Linked DNA regions of Homo sapiens: region 2 is linked to region 1. A link is an interaction called in ENCODE POLR2A ChIA-PET data of the cell type or tissue named here. Cell type or tissue: MCF 10A. All regions are shown on one strand.

Region 1 (5,000 bases):
TCTCGTGCCCAGCCTCTAGAGTAGCTGAGATTACAGGCGTGCACCACCACGCCTGGCTAATTTTTCTATTTTTAATAGAGATGGGGTTTTGCTATGTTGGCCAGGCTGGTCTTGAACTCCTGACCTCAGGTGATCCTCCCACCTCGGCCTCCCAAAGTGCTGGTATTACAGGTGTGAGCCACCACATCTGACCTAATAATATTAATTATGAAATAAAAACTAGCAATTATGAAGCTGATCATAATGCTAAATGCTTTATGTGTGTTATCACAATAGCATTTTTTTGGATGGATAGATGCATCGGAGGAGGGGAGAGGAGAGGAAAGTGGGAGGAGAGGCTGCACTCTAAACAGGTCTCAGACTCATGAAGGCAGAACCCTTGTTCCCCTGGCTGGTCCCAGCACTGAGCTTAACATGCCACAAGGGGCTCAACACATATGGGGAGGGACACCAAAGAACTTACAGAAAGGAGACCAGATTTAGGAAGTATCTTACTTTTGAACAGGGTCTGCCCTTTCTCAATGACCTATCCACCCCCACCTGCTCCTTTGAACTTCAGAAGCTTCTGAAAGGAATCAGAGCTTCAAAGTAAGGGACTGCCAACCATAACAGGATCGCTGCACAGATACTGACCAAGTTGGGTGCATCTCTGATTTTTTTCTCCAGCCCTCTTGCCTGAGCAATCTGACGCAGAGGCACATGAGGAATCAGCACGGAACCATCGACCCACAGGGTTAATCCCAATGTCAATACCTGCTAGATGTCAGGGATCCCCTGGGCTGCTGGCGAGCCATTTGAAATGACCCATCTCCTGCCACCTTGGCCTGCTCCTCTGGGCCACCTCTCTCCACCTGCACTTGCTTACCGTGAGTAACCTGACCCCAGTGGGCCCAACCCAGGTGTGTTAGTCCTGACAGGGCCAAGAGGCCAGGACAGCTGCTGCCTGGCCTCGTTCTCAGTACCCTGTGGAGAAGGGGCGGCTCACTGGCATTACCCCATCATTCCGGCACTAGGACACACGGCTGGCTTCCCTTGGGGCGGAACTGCTGGTTCCATGGGCACAAGGCAAACCCTGGGAGGTCCTAGCCGTTCCTAGCGCATCCGCTAAACGTAAGGCATTTGCTCTCCTTCTCCCCCACGCCCCCAGGGAAGACGGCAAGGCCACCGGTGCACTTCGCAGTGCCAGGAGAAAGGCGCCTCATGCTATTAGCTCAAATAAGGAAAATCATGCCGGGAAGATTGAATTTTCTGCAGACTTGTTTAACCTGGTGATTTCTGAGCACTTGGCGCTGGCAGCCACGGGGGAGTGGGCTGCCAGCCGGCACTTTATCAGCCACTTCTCAGGACTATTCCTAAGCTTATTAAATCAGCATGAGTCACTCCCTTGCCTTCCTCACAAGCATGAATCACGAATCATCAAAACCCAAGCAAAATGCATGACTCAATAGTTTCTTCGGGGCCTAAAGGGGCTAGCGAGCTGGCGGTAGGGTGTTGTCAACCCGAGACCTCCCCCCACCAACAAGCAGTACTTTCCAGGGAAGGCAAGGGGGCTGCCACAGGGCAAAAAGAAGAGCTCAGAGGAACTTTCAAATACCTTGCATGGGCTCAGAAACACGCAGACCTGGGCTCAACCACACACTCGCGCAGTTCTGCTGTATGCCAGGCACCTTGACAAACACACTAGAGGAGCCAGCAGAGAGCAGGACTAGCCATTCTCTGCCCCCGCGTTGCTTACAGTCTAGAGGGAAGTGTTTGAAGTAGTTGGGATCCTATTTTTATTTCCTTCCTAGCTAGGAAAAACTTGGACAAGTCATGTAACATCTCTGAGTCTCAGTTTCCCCATTCTAATGCCTGTTCACAGGGCTGTCCTAAGGATTAAAAGAGCTAATATACATCAAGTCCCTCACACAGTCCCTAGTGCATTGTACCTGCTCAACAAGCATTTGCCCTTTCACTGGAGAGAGAATGACCCGTGATGTCTTACAGAGTTCAGGGAATCCTCTGCCAATCCCCACCTACCCTCCCCTTTGCACCCAGACCTGAACTCTGGGCACCCCTGCAGCTGTGGCAGGAGAGGGCAGTTTGGTCCAGGGTTTCCTTCCTGGGACAACTGCTCCCTAGAGCCTCAGCACCAGTTTCAGGTCTTCCTTCCTGGTAACCCATGGCAACTTTTCTTTCTCTGCAGCCTTTCTCCTCTGGTCTTTTGGCCAACAGGTCCTGACCACACTTTCAGCTTCTGGTCCTCATCTTTCTCCAAAGAGCTAAAGACTGCAGTAAGCAGCTTCCTCCCTGCGGCCTGAGTCACCCTACCCTGCCCCTCCCTGCTCACTCTCCCAGAGCAAAAGAATTGAGTCTTCCACTTTAACCCCCACACCGGACTCCCCTACCTCTCCAAAAACAAACTTCTCTCCCAGACCCTCATTTTCCAGTCCCAGGACTGGAAACATCACCTTCAGGGCTGCCACATACAGGGCAAAGGCTGTGCACTGCCCAATAGGGTCAGGGAAGGTCACATACACTGACATGTGTGGGCACCCTCGGATTGAGCAATAAGGTGGCCCTGTGCCCGATGCATACATTGAACCTGCATTGTTGGCCAACATTTGCTGAAACCTTCTGCATGCCAGATCATCTCCTTTAATCCTCACAATCCTATCAGGCAGGAACTATCAACTCCCCCACACCCCTGAGAAAACTGAGATCAACACGCAGCGAATGCTGGAGCTGAGTGAGGTGCCTGAGCCAAGACCTGGAAGAGATGAAGGGTGAGACTGTCAGGTGGAGAAGCTGGGGTGTAGACAGCAGAATCGAAGAGGCTGTGGGAGCTAAGTCAGGGCAGGGACATTCCTGGGGCTTTGCCATCCTTCCTTCCCACCACTGGGGCTGGCCTCTGATGCTGGGAGCAACTTTATAAAAAGCAGACTCTCCTCACGACAGTAGGGAGGAGACTCTATCTACCCACCCCACTTAGGACAAAGAACTCTAGAAGAGGCCCTGTGTCCACAGGTGATAGCAGGGCTGCCCTAAGTGAAGGGGGACGTCCCTTTCTGGGGCCTCCACAGCCCAGTTGGAAACCCTCAGCCTAGAAACAATAGAACACAACAGACACAGTGACTGTGTTTGAGCCATTTCACTGTAACTTCATTTTCCTACTTTTATCTAGTCCCCAAACATTATATAATTTTTAAATGGAACAAAATTTTAGCAAATATCAAAGGTGGAACAAGTGGAGGCAGATGTGGAAAAGAAGAATGAAGAGGAAAAAAAGAGAGAACATATGAAGATTGAGAAGGTGAGGGCGAGAGGAAACCATCAGAGCTAAATGTGAGACTTTTTGCCATTTTCAGGCCCATCTTTCCCTCAGAGGAAACAGTGATAGCTCCCACAAGCAGAGAGTGGGAGCTGCGTGAGGCCTCACCATCATCTGCAACAGAGGTCAGAGACACAGCCCGGCCCCTCTAAACAGAAGAAGGGGGCAAGAAGAAAGGGTCTGGCCAAAACTGGGGACTCCAAGCCACCTGTTTGCCCATCAGGGTCCCAGACCACAGCTGCCACTTTGGGCTGAAACTCCAGGGGCTCCTTGACAACTCCTGCTTCTAAGGAAGCATCTGCTGGTGGCAAGTGCCCGCCACCCACTGAGCCTCCTCCAACAAGGAAATTGGGACCCAGACTCCTAAGGCTAATTCTGAGCCTGTCCCTGACCTTCTGCTCAGAGCAGCCACCTTCACAACAGAGAACCCTTTGGGGCTGACCAAACACTTGCCCTTGCGGGCCATCACGGGAGACTGAGAGGAGCTCCTACCAGCACACACACACCCATCACTGTAGGCCACTAACTTCACAGGAGAAAGAGCCTTGCCTGGGTCCCAAGCACAGACACATAGCCACAAATAGGGGTGACACAGTCAACAACTTTCCATCCCAGTCTGAATGAGGTCCAGCAAGGCCTTCTTCTAATGCCAGAACCAAGAGGGACCCGGAAGTGACAACTGTGTCATGGTAGCGGTCAATTACCCATGCTAGTAACACATCTGTGCTGGGTCTCAGGGTCACCCAGATGGTAGGGGGATTTATGGCCCAAACCTGACTTCCCAGAATTCAACGAATTCAGGAACAGAGAGAAGCAGAACCAGAAAGAGCTCTCTTCCAGGTCTCGCTGGGAGCCAGTATATTTTTGGAGGGCTTTGGCCTCGCCGGCTTGCTGTACTTTATTGCTGGCAGAAAGATGGGAAATTTATTACTTTACAAATCATACCCTTTGCAGCATAAATGAACTGTCTGGCTGCAGCACGCTCGAGCCTAGATGATTTGCGAAATGTCTAATGGTAAGCAGGGTTATGCTATCTGCTTACGGCCTCCGAGACAAAAGCAAGCCGTAAGGCAGAGCATCTGCACAGTGTAACTCTAGGCCAGCAAATTGGCTGAGACGCGTAAATGTTGGCTCAGCAGCATTACATAATTCGGTGCGCTCGGCCGGGGACTCAGAGGAGCACAGGGCAGCCCCTCAGCCCAGGGAGCCGGCTCTGACGGGGCTGTGCATGACAAGCGGGGCACCAGTGGAGTTCAGGGCCCAAGGTCAGGGTCAGGCCGAGCTCCACAGCCTGGCTAGTCCTGAGGCCTGCTAGTGATCAGAAGGCTGGGGCGGACCCCTGGGACTGCCACGGCAAGGCAGTGCTCTCTACATCCCTTCTGCTCCAAATTCCCCAAACCTGAGGTGAGGGGGATGGTCTTGAAATCATTACAGCCCCAGTGTGCAGACAGGAGCTGGTCAGCACCCACGGCCCATGGGGTGTTCCCTCTGGCCCGGCTGGCAAGAGGAGAGGACTGATCACAGGATCCATCATTACCACTGACAGGCTCATCCACCGCCTGTGATGCAGGATGTGACTAGAAGGGAAGGGAAGGCATGCCCATGTATACAGAAAACCGAGCAAGTCACTTGATCTCTCTGAGCTTCAGGGTCATGTGAGTGGTAGTGCAAGACCCGAAGTCAGGCTGTT
Region 2 (5,000 bases), 110 kb after region 1:
ATGAGAAACTTATTGCTGCTGGGCTATGAATATGTACTCCTTTGACAAAAATCAAAAACTACTAGGGCACCAGAGGAGCCTAACTTTCCTCCTCACAGTCTTAGCCTAATAAACATTCAGTGGGTTTTTACTGACTTCTACCCACTAGCCACGGGGCCAGCCAGGACTGAGTAGGAAGCATGGCATGATTGGGAGTGCCGAAGTTCAGGTCTCTCATCTAAAGGCACCACCTGCCTCCTGCAGCTGATACCTGAAGCCACCCAATAAGCCCTGTCGTCATCCTCACCCCTAACTGAACTCCAAATACAGGGCCTGGCTCATAGCGAGTGCCCGGTAAACATGACGTCACCCCAAGACCTAGGCACTATTGTTTATCTTTTTCCGGGCGAGGCTGATGCTCAGAGAGGTCAAGAAATGTGGCCTGCCGTCTAGGCTTACTGAGTTTGCAGGTTTCAACCTAGGTGCTCAGTGTATCTCTCAGAGCCATGTTAAACTTCAGAGCTAGTCCCTGCCTCTCCCTGAGGCTTCCACACCCTCACCCCCAAACCTCAGAGCCACCTGCTCGCCTGACACCCTCAGCATCCCAGGTGCCCTCAACAATTCACGCACATTTGGGAGAAATTGAGGGCATGTCCCACTGGAGCCTCCCCATCGTGACAGGAAAGGGGCAGGACAGGCATCATCACACCTCATGTGACAGAGGAGGAAACTGAGGCCAGAGAGAAGGAGGGGCCTGCCTGAATCATGTAACAGGAACCCAGGTGGCCTGACTCACCTTCTGGCACCCCTTCAGTGATCCTCCAAGTAGGCCCCTCCTTGTCCTATTCTAAGCTCTGGGCTTGGCCTATTTTCAAGGAAGAACCGCCCACAAGTCCCCAAAGTCCAGCTCTGTGTTTACTCTTCAGTGAAAATGGTGGCAAATGTATGCAAAACAGATGCTGTGACACATGGTTTGTTGTCAAGAGCAGAGGTCAGAGGGCAGGAGGACTTGTTTGTAGGGGACAGATTGAGGTCTGATAGCCAAGACATTCAGGGTGGGGAGTCTGCTGGGACCCACAAGCTTTAAGGGAAACATCTGACTTCCCAGAGGGGTACAGAGCTGTTCCTGGAGACCAAGGTGGAGCCAGGGATCAGCAGGTGGGGAGGGCACAGAGGACAGCCAGCATCCCCACGCCAAGTACTGTGTCATGTCTCTGCCCCATACCCCCACAGCAGGCAGCCCAGCTGGGCACAAGGAAGTACCCTACCCCCACCCTTGTTAGAGTCACTGATGCTGGAACCATTCCGCCTGAGCGTCTTCCCCAATGCTGAAGACACGTCATACCCAGGGCTGGACCCAGAGTGGATGCTGGCAGATGCCTGCTGAATGAATCTGCAAATCCACAAAGCCAGGCACTGCTTCATGTGGCAGCAAGCCGGCTCTGCCCATATTATAGGAGGCACCAGCTTCCTTCTCAAAACAAGGAAGTGGTTCCGTGGATATCGTGAATCCTCTTTCATCCTCTGAAAGGCATGAATCACAAGTTCTCAGACCCAGCAAAGTTGTGTAAAGGATTCCCACCAAAGCCCATGCACTTCTCTCTTTCTTGATCAGTTGTCCTCCAAGTGCGATCCCTGGAACACAGAGTCACCTGGGACTTGTTAGAAATGCAAATTTTCAGGACCCACCCGAGACCTAATGAAGCAGAAACTCCAAGGGTGGGTGGGGGCCAGTGATCTTCTTTAACAGGCCCTGCAGGTGGTTCTAAGGCATGCTAGTTTGAAAACCACTGCTCTGAATAAAATCAACCAAAATAATACCCCTTGTGCAAAGCAGGGTTCTTGCTCCAAACAAGTGAAAAATAGCTGATATCCCAGATCACTCATCATTAGCATCAAATCAAATTCCTCCAAAATCAGTTATTCAGCATCTGTTCTACATATATCTGTGTAAACCTACAGAAAAATGTGAGTGCATATAAGATACGACAAAGGGAGGGAAAATAAATGAGTTCACAACTTGTTACAGTTAGGCATGTATGTTTATGTTTGTGTATTTTTCCTACCTATTCACTGAGATCTCAAACTTCCTGAGCGTAGGACTCAGCTTTCCTTGGAACATCGGCCCAGTCCTAGGGACTTTGCAGAGAGGGTGGCTCAGTCCACTCTAGGGGACCCAGCAGAGTTCAAATCCAGCCCCTGACCCCAGGGGCTCACACCAAGTCTTGTCTGAAAACTCCTCCAGAGGATGTACGACTCTTCCCTCCTCAACATTTCTTGCTACACTCCTTTGCCCTCTTCCCACTCAATGAGTCATATCACATACCCTGTTATTGTGAAATCCCAGAGCATATTTCTCCTGTTCCACTTTCCATCCACAGCCTCTGATTGGGCCTGTGCACCTGGCTCCTCCCACCTCTCTTCCCTGACCGACCTCTCCCCATCAGCTTCAAGAAGCTCGTCATTCAGGGTGCTTCACTGTCCTAGGGTCCCGCATTGTATGTCCTTGTTCCCATTTCACACTCTAATCCATTACAAGCCCATGGGAAGTTGAGGAAGAGTTGGCCCCCTGCCTGTGTTTTCCAAGTGGGTCCCCCCAGGAGCATGCCACAGGCAATCCCAGCTGGAGACCTGCGCCTGCACCATGGACCCCTCTGAAAGCCTCATGAAAGCATTCCAGGATGTAATAAACCCGTCAGGCCCTGGCTAATTTATATCGAAGCAGATGATTTCCCATTTTTTAGAATGTAAATGTTTAGATTGCAGCATTCCCCTGCCTCGGCATCTGAGGTCCTGGCACGTAAGTGATGAAATCGGCCACTTTTCCAGATGGATCCTTAGATGGAAGAGCCACCATGCCAGCATCCACCCACGGGAAGGATCCAGCTCTCAACAGGCACATGTACAAACCCCACACCAAAGTCAGTATACCAGCATTTGCTTAATGTCAAGAAGTCTCATCTGGCTTTCGCAGAGGATGGGAGGAGAAATAGAGCTTTCAAAGGCAGGGCTTCAGAGCAGAGACAGCAACTGAGATTAGCTAGGTATTCCAAGATCTCTTTCCTTTTATGCTTCTTTGCAAAAAGTTCCTCATTTACTCTGGCCTCAGATACATGTTATTAGATCTCTGTGTTGTATAAACAGGCAAGAGGAGTAGATTAGTGGAAATAAATATAACACAACCCAAGAAAACAGTTCAGCTTGGCCAGTCGAGCCCTGCACATCCCACTGTTCACTCTGTCCTGGGCTGTGTGCATTGACCCATGAGACCCTGCCACCAAACACCATGGGTGGCCCATCCATGAGGCAGCCTCCACCAAGGGAGCTCCTAGCCCAGGGAACCACAGATGTCTTCTTGGGTTCCAGGCACAGGAAAACCAGTTTCCCAAGACCAAGGGAACTCAGAAATGGCCCCTGTAATGAACCACTAGCATCCAAGGGCTCCAACTACTTCAACCAAAATACACCCATTGTCCTGGCACCATTTTCTATAGACAAGTGCCAATTCATGCACAATGTGAGCCCTACAAGCCACTCAGCCTTTTAGTTTCTTCACTGGCCAAATGAAGCTATCCTCTCCATCTCCTGACAATGATGGGAGAAGTCCAGATATGCTGCAAGGAAAGCTTGAGGGTCCTAAAAGGAACTCTAGGCTCAGATGGCTGCTTCACCCATCAAGAAGGCAACAGAATGCGGTACTTGGGCTTGGAAGTGAGTCACACTGCTGAGTTACAGTACACTGCCTCTAGGCTATATGTCTTTGGGCAAGTCACCTCACCTCTCTGAGCCTGACTTTCTTTATCAATAAGATAGAGATAATATAGTATCCATCTCTTAGGTTGTTATCAATAATTAACATGTATTGAGTATTTACTATCCTAATCCAGGTCAGATCATCTGAGAGCAGACTTCCTGCCTGGCCAAATGATCCACTCTCTTGAGCTCTGGATGGTGCCAGATGGTGCCAGGCAGCATTTGAGCAATATTTTCCAACATGAGACCTGCAGTGCATGGCTGAGCTGGGAGGAGGGCAGACACGAACCAGACCTGCTCCTTCATTTAAGCAACAGGCTCTGATTCACCTAGAGGGCCAGGATTCAGCCCGCGGCTCTCAGCTCCAGGCCTGTGCCACCCTTATCAGGAGTAGTAATGCTAGAAGGTTGGTAAAACAATCACTATGATCTGCACAACCAAGGTACCCCACCTGTCCTCAGGACCTATGGAAAAAACAGGAATCAAGGCAAGTTTGGGCTGCCCATTTACAGACACAGCACCTGAGCTTCTCTGAATCACCTGAGGGCAAGATTTTCAGGCAAATGCTCAAAAGCCCCTCAAGTTCCATCTCAGCTTTTCCCCAGGTCTGAAGCTCACTGGCAGCCTCAAGGAACTGAAAGGCTCACATCCACCTCTGCAGGATGACAAATCCAATGTCCCCTCCAGCCCTGAGGCTGGCGAGGACACCAGAGCAGCCATCTCCTGACTCAAGTCTCTGCAAACCAAGCCTTGTCCAGCTTCCCACTCAGGCTCATTCCCTCCTAATTCTGAGTCAAGGGGGAAATGCTGTGAGAATTAGCAAGGACCCCTTCTGGAGCCCCAGCCCCTCATTTGCAAACAGTTAGGGGCTTTCTCCCTTCCTTCCAGTATGACTGCCCCAAACATCTCCCGGCCACGGAAAATCCCTGCCTACTCCACCACTGGGCAGCCTGGCTAGAGATTTTATTCCATTAATTTTCATCCTGATAATTAGAAGCAGCTCTCCTCCCTGCTTCTGTAGGGTTTAATGAGCTACATAACGTCACATTTCCCACTGAGGCTGCTTAAACCTGCATTTCACTCCAGGGACGCTGCCACCCCATCCTGCCCTATCCCAAGCTACCCCAGGCCCTGACGGCAGCCAGTTCTTCTTCCTCTCTGGGGTCAAGCCTCCTCAGAGCAGGGCCCGGAGCTCCAGCCTCCACAGGGGCCTCTGACAAACCCCTTGGTAGAAAGCAGAATTGAATCATCTTTGGACCCATGTCCAC

What was found. ChIA-PET counts read pairs that join two places held together with the same protein. Peaks named below come from ENCODE experiments on the same cell type or tissue, not always from the same donor. Only the 100,000 strongest peaks of a DNase experiment are listed, where the experiment ranks them.
Region 2: POLR2A ChIA-PET joins it to region 1 with 7 read pairs; 3 of 35 experiments call an interaction of 5 or more read pairs at or near these places.

What each region holds. Positions count from the first base shown.
Region 1 is chr5:135,243,479-135,248,478 of GRCh38, reverse strand. The region is part of intron 3 of PITX1-AS1 (PITX1 antisense RNA 1); the gene reads right to left. LINC02900 (long intergenic non-protein coding RNA 2900) reads left to right here and starts at 302. Exons shown (of 4, transcript NR_037895.1): 1 at 302-353; 2 at 667-866. RefSeq lists an enhancer at 653-1,852. In MCF 10A, no CTCF peak of the experiment used is centred here; DNase peaks (open chromatin) are centred at 1,398 and 2,578.
Region 2 is chr5:135,137,356-135,142,355 of GRCh38, reverse strand. All of the region lies in intron 2 of PITX1-AS1 (PITX1 antisense RNA 1), which reads right to left. Among named protein-coding and RNA genes, the nearest start is that of EPIST, 100 kb to the right of the region's middle. In MCF 10A, no CTCF peak of the experiment used is centred here; DNase peaks (open chromatin) are centred at 805, 1,355, 2,325, 4,005 and 2 weaker places.